2 separate regions of the Homo sapiens genome follow, and region 2 is linked to region 1. A link is a contact called in ENCODE Hi-C or POLR2A ChIA-PET data. All regions are on one chromosome and are shown on one strand. The core of a region is the stretch at or near the end of the contact, and the rest is flanking DNA. Distances in the headings are between cores, read along the strand shown.

Evidence for each region. Hi-C counts contacts between places; a loop is a spot of excess contacts on that map. ChIA-PET counts read pairs that join two places held with the same protein, here RNA polymerase II (POLR2A). Pooled maps may share reads with other maps.
Region 2: a map with no recorded cell type shows a loop between it and region 1 (3-fold over the local background). The contact joins two enhancer-like sites. A Hi-C loop is called at or near these places in 2 of 37 single-sample maps with no recorded cell type and 4 of 50 pooled maps. POLR2A ChIA-PET finds 5 or more read pairs at or near these places in 3 of 52 experiments (CD8-positive, alpha-beta memory T cell, HEK293 and WTC11).

Annotation. Positions count from the first base shown.
Region 1 is chr6:149,209,164-149,212,053 of GRCh38, forward strand. No RefSeq gene overlaps it. Among named protein-coding and RNA genes, the nearest start is that of TAB2-AS1, 47 kb to the right of the region's middle. Within about 2 kb of position 1,413, at least 5 of the 41 ENCODE cell types and tissues checked have a DNase peak (open chromatin) inside an H3K27ac peak, as active enhancers do.
Region 2 is chr6:149,466,992-149,469,767 of GRCh38, forward strand. The region is part of intron 2 of ZC3H12D (zinc finger CCCH-type containing 12D); the gene reads right to left. Among named protein-coding and RNA genes, the nearest start is that of ZC3H12D, 17 kb to the right of the region's middle. Within about 2 kb of position 1,345, at least 4 of the 41 ENCODE cell types and tissues checked have a DNase peak (open chromatin) inside an H3K27ac peak, as active enhancers do.

The DNA.
Region 1 (2,890 bases), core at 163-2,662:
AGCTAAGGAACAAGTGATTTTATATCAAGTCTTATTTCCTGGACATAGAAGGGGGAAGGTAGAGATGAAAGAGTGGAGAATTTTGAAGCAGGCATGTGAATAAAGAAGGTAATGGCACTACCCATTGACTAAGTAATTGCTTTACATGTTACACTGTGGATGGGGGAAATCCATGCAGAGGGTGTTTCATGTTAGGAAATATGCCACTCTTTCCAAATGTGATATTTTTGAGAATTACTGTGTGTTAGGCCATTCTTGCATTGCTATATATAAAAAAAAAAAAAACGAAAACCTGAGGCTGGGTAGTTTATAAAGAAAAGAGATTTAATTGGCTCACTGTTCTGCAGGCCGTACAGGAAGCATGGTGCTAGCATCTGCATGATGTCCGGGGAGACCTCAGGAAGCTTACAATCATGGCAGAAGGCAAAGGGGGAGCAAGCATCTCACATGGTGACAGTGGGAGTAAAAGAAAGAGTCAGGGGTTGGGGAGGTGCCACACACTTTTAAACAACCAGAACTCATAAGAACTCACTCACTATTGTGAGGACAGCACCAAGTCATGAGGCATCAGCCCCCATGGCTCAAACACCAGGCCCCACCTCCAACACTGGGGACTACATTTCAACATGAGATTTGGGCAGGACAAATATCCAAACCATATCCTACTGTTCGTTCTTGGGAGATGTGTGAGTGCATTTGATCTATTATTTTTAATCCTCACTCCTACTCCTGCTGTCCAAGACCAGTAAGAAGGAGGAGGCTCATCTACCCCTCCACATTGGCAGAGGGCATGGAAGAGACAGAGCTGAAAGGGCTCAAGACTGCTCTGAACATTTATAGTAAGCCCAGGCATAGCTGCACAGGGTAGATAAGTAGTGCTGGAGTGATTAGAAACTTTCATCTACAACAGCACAGCATAGTTTTTAAAAAAATACATAGGCTTAAGAAAAAGATAAACCTGGGTTTCAGTCTCAGCATTGCCATCTACTACTTGTACTTAAATTCTCTGAACTTCAATCTCCATTTCTGCCAAACAGAGATAACATTTAGTCAACACAGTTTTCATGAAAAATGAGAAAATACATGCAAGGAATTTTATAGAATGTCTTGCACGTAGGAGGACCTCAATAAAACACATCCATTGCTGATGAGGAAATAGGTCAAATAAGGCTCTGCATATCTGGATATAAACAAAAGGTGATTGAGAGGGCTTCTTAGATATTTGTAGGTTTTTCAAAGCACTGACTTGCTTACTACTCCTGCTTTTCTTCCAGGCAGTCAAAGCATATTTCCTGACAATTGTACTGAGTGTTTTAAATAGACTGACAAACAACAGAGACAATCCCATGCAAAGCCAGCCTTCTCAGACCAGCTTGTTGCTAGCTGTGGTTGCAGGGAGCAGATTTAGATGAGTCATATGTTGTAGAAATGGGCAGAAAAGGACTGGAGTCCTCGAGACATAACCCCAGATTCAGAGTGTGACACTAAGTCTGGGGCTCTATTTGTAGTGGGTAGATAGCAGGAAGGTGTTATCCAGACTGTGGCCCAGTGAGGGGACCCAGAGTCCCTAGTCATCTGTTTCCTAATCTCCAAATTGCACTGTCCCTCCTGGAGTCATGCAGACAAAATGGGAAGGGCCTAGGCCAAAGAGAGTCAAAGAGTGAAGAAAAATGGTTAAGAATCTCCTAGGAAGCTTAGTAAACTTCTAACATCAACATTAACAAAATGTTTAAGAGAATGATAATTACAGGTGTCACAGGGCTCACTGTTTGCCTCATAAATAGGGCTAGATTCAACGTGTCTGGCATGTATCTGGAAAACTGGTGAGGTGGACCTGACAAAAGTCTCTTGGATAAAATGTATTCTAAAAGTGAAGAAAATGAGAGACAGATGACTTGACTTAGTCATTGTAGGAGGAAGTAAGTCTGAGTACAGCACTGTGTTCTCACTAAGTTTATCTACCGGTTGTGCCCAGCAAAAACGGAAGTAACGCCGAACTACAGGTGGTCCCTGATGGCCTCAGACAGACTCAGCAATAGGCATGTACAGGGTGAGCAGGAAGGAATACCTGGCAGAAACCTAGTACCCCATGGAGGGGCCTGCCACAAAAGAAGAGAACAAATGAGCATGACATTTGAGAGCTGTAGATGATCAGACTTGTTCAGTATTGCATGGGAGGCATCCTATAGAGATGCCCCATAACAGGACCTGTACCACTGGGCAGCAAAAAGAGATAGGGAACCGTGGGAGGCTATTGTGATCACAACCACTGTTTACTCATAGGCGAATGTGGCCTTGGGAAATGCCAGCACATGAGTAAATGACCATAAATGGTCATTCTTTTGACTGCTAGCTGATGGTTGAAAGCCTCAAAGAAATATACTATAGTCCACAATAACAACTAAATGCAAAGACCTCTGGAAATTTCTACAGATGTATAGACTCTGCTGTTAAGTCAAAGCAGACCTTTGTCTAGACAGCTCTGAGATAGATAACTCTTCTATTTCCTTCTGGCGTCTGCTATCTCTGGGGACTTATAAAGGACCTTGTCTTCCCTGATAAGGTGATATCATTTGATTTATGTATTAATTGGGTTGGGATAGGCTTTGTCAGTAACAGTTTTCTAAAAAAAAGAAATCTCAATGGCTTAATGCAATAAAGACTTACTTCTTGATCACATAGTGCCTGATACAAATTGGGCGGCCCTCCTCCATCTTAAATATATTCCAACTACAGCACATGGTCTCCATGATCATCATAGAAGGGAAAAGAGAGCTAGAGGATCCACAGGAAGATTTTCAGTGCCAGGCCTACCTAGAAATGTTCATCTCACTCCTGTCCATTTTCCCATTGGCCAGAATTGTCCAAGACCCACCTGGCCCATGAAGGC
Region 2 (2,776 bases), core at 95-2,594, 260 kb after region 1:
ACCATTCACAAGCCATCTCTGACACCTTTGGTGGGTGTAGGAGGCAGTGTTCAGTGGTGAGAGACAGGAAGGGAACCTGGACCCTGGCAGAGCTCTCAGTCGCCCTGGGAGCCCACTCCCCAGCACACAGACAGGAATGCACACACCAAAGGCATCCACTCATCTGCACGTTCCTTCACAGACTCAGTGCAATTCCTGAATATCTACTACAAGGCTCTGCACTGCATGCTAAGAAAAGACATCACCCCTGCTTCTTGGAGCTCTTTTTTTTTTATTTAAGAAATGGAGTCTCATTCTGTTACCCAGGCTGGAGTGCAATGGTACAATCATGGCTCACAGTAGCCTCAACCTCTCAGGCTCAAGCAGTCCTCCCACCTCAGCCTCCCAAGTCGCTGGGACTACAGGTATGCACTGCCACACCTGGCTAATTTTAAAAATTTGTTGTAGAGATGAGGTCTGGCTATGTTGCCCAGGCCGGTCTTGAACTCCTGGCCCCAGGTGATCCTCCCATGTTGGCCTCCCAAAGTGCTGAGATTACAGGCATGAGCCACTGCGCCTGGCCTTGGAGCTCATTTTTAAGATCTGTAGAGGGTTCTGTCTGCCAGGGCACTTTGCACGTTTTGCCTCATTTAATCATTACAAGAAGCCCTTGAGGAAGTGACCTTGTCCCCATTTTACCCTTGAGGAAACTGAAGCAAAACAATGTGTCCATCTCTCTGATCTAGGGGCAGCCCTCAAAGCCTGACCCCTTAGGCTGCAAAACTCTTCCTCCCTAGTCTCCCAAAGACCATTGATTCCCCCCAACTCCATCTATACCTCAGGATCCAGATGGCAGTTCTTTTGGAGGAATAGTAACCCACAGTTTAAATGCTCATGCTTAGAAAAGGCACCTCATGCCCTTATTAACCAACACTGTGAACCAGCTCATCAGGCAGCAAGCCGAGAGCCAGGCCCTGGGAAAAGGAGACAGGAGCTGGGAGTTTTGTTTTTGTTTTCTGTTTGTTTTTGAGACGGAGTTTTGTTCTTGTTGCCCAGACTGGAGTGCAATGGCGCAATCTCAGCTCACCACAACCTCCACCTCCCAGGTTCAAGCGATTCTCCTGCCTCAGCCTCCCGAGTAGCTGGGATTACAAGCATGCATCACCACACCCAGCTAATTTTGTATTTTTAGTAGAGACGGGGTTTCTCCACGTTGGTCAGGCTGGTCTCAAACTCCTGACCTCAGGTGATTCGCCTGCCTTGGCCTCCCAAAGTGCTAGGATTACAGGCATAAGCCACTGCACCCCACCAGAGATGGGAGTTTTGAATAACCAAAGGTACAAAGAGGAAGTGGGTTGGCACCCAAGGCAAATTTTGCCTGCCTGACAACTGTGCCTGGGGTAGCTGCAATCAGAGTGCCAGCCAGTTTCAGTAACTAGACAATCCAATTGTACACCACTGCATCTTTGACTATTGCCAAGTAGTTCCTGCAGAGGCTAGGGGCTCCCAAAGCAGTCACATATGGAGGAAGGTTGTGGCTATGGGCAGGAGGAAAGAGAGGAGCAATGATTCCTCAGGGGTCTGAGATGTGAAGGGAAGCTGCTCTTGCCACTCTGTTTCTTACTGGGGGTTCAATTGCAAACACTCTGACCCTTCTCACCAGGAGATCTCTCCCCAGCTCAAGGCAGGGGAAAGAGACCGTGAGCAGGGGCTGATCTGGGAGCTTTCGCCTTACAAGAAATGGGTGCAGACAGGCAGGAGCCCAAGGCTAACGTCAGACAGAACAGAGTCAGGGTCTCAGAAGCAGGTCTGACCCCCAGCCCGGTCATAAACCCCCACCATTCTCTTTCTTGCCTGCTGGGAACCCACTGAGGGGGGCATGATGAAAACTGAGAGGTATGATTTCAAGCCTGATCTCTCTCTTCCTTGGAGATCCCTTACTCCAGCACAAACCAGAGCCTGCAGAGTGTCCTGAGAGTGTAAAAATGTAAACAACAGCCAAAGCAAAAAGCCCTGTGCACTCCAAAATGAGGACACATTTACATGAAACCCTACTCTGGGGCAGTAAGAGGATGTGAAATTATCAGGTGCTTTCCCCCCAAGGTTGTACTTTGAATCCCGCCTTTTCTAGATTTGCCTACAGAATGTAAAACAGGCTGGGCACTTGTGAGTCTGCCCACCCTAGGCAAGAAAATGCTGCAACTCAGCCGGGAGCGATGGCTCAAGCCTGTAATCCCAGCACTTTGGGAGGCCGAGGCGGGTGGATCACTAAGTCAGGAGATCGAGACCATCCTGGCTAACACGGTGAAACCCCGTCTGTATTAAAAGTACAAAAAAATTAGCTGGACGTGGTGGCGGGCACCTGTAGTCCCAGCTACTTGGGAGGCTGAGGCAGGGGAATGGCGTGAACCCGGGAGGCGGAGCTTGCAGTGAGCCGAGATGGCGCCACTGCACTCCAGCCTGGGCGACAGAGCGAGACTCCATCTCAAAAAAAAAAAGAAAATGCTGCAACTGTTGGCTCGTGAGAATTCATGCTCTTCCCACACACCATGATGCCATTTTGAACACGCTTTCAATGAAAGCTGCCTTCTTTTTAAAAAGTTGCTGGACATTATTCTTAAAGCCAGGTATCTATGGACTCAGGTATTCAGCTGAATGACCCGAGCTGATGTCCCTCTCTTTCTCACGGAAACACACACACAGCCCTACCTTTAAGGTATGGAGACTGCACTGAGAAATCAGTCTTTGGGCTGCTAGTCCATGAGAGCTACTATTTGAGGCACATGTGGCACCCTGA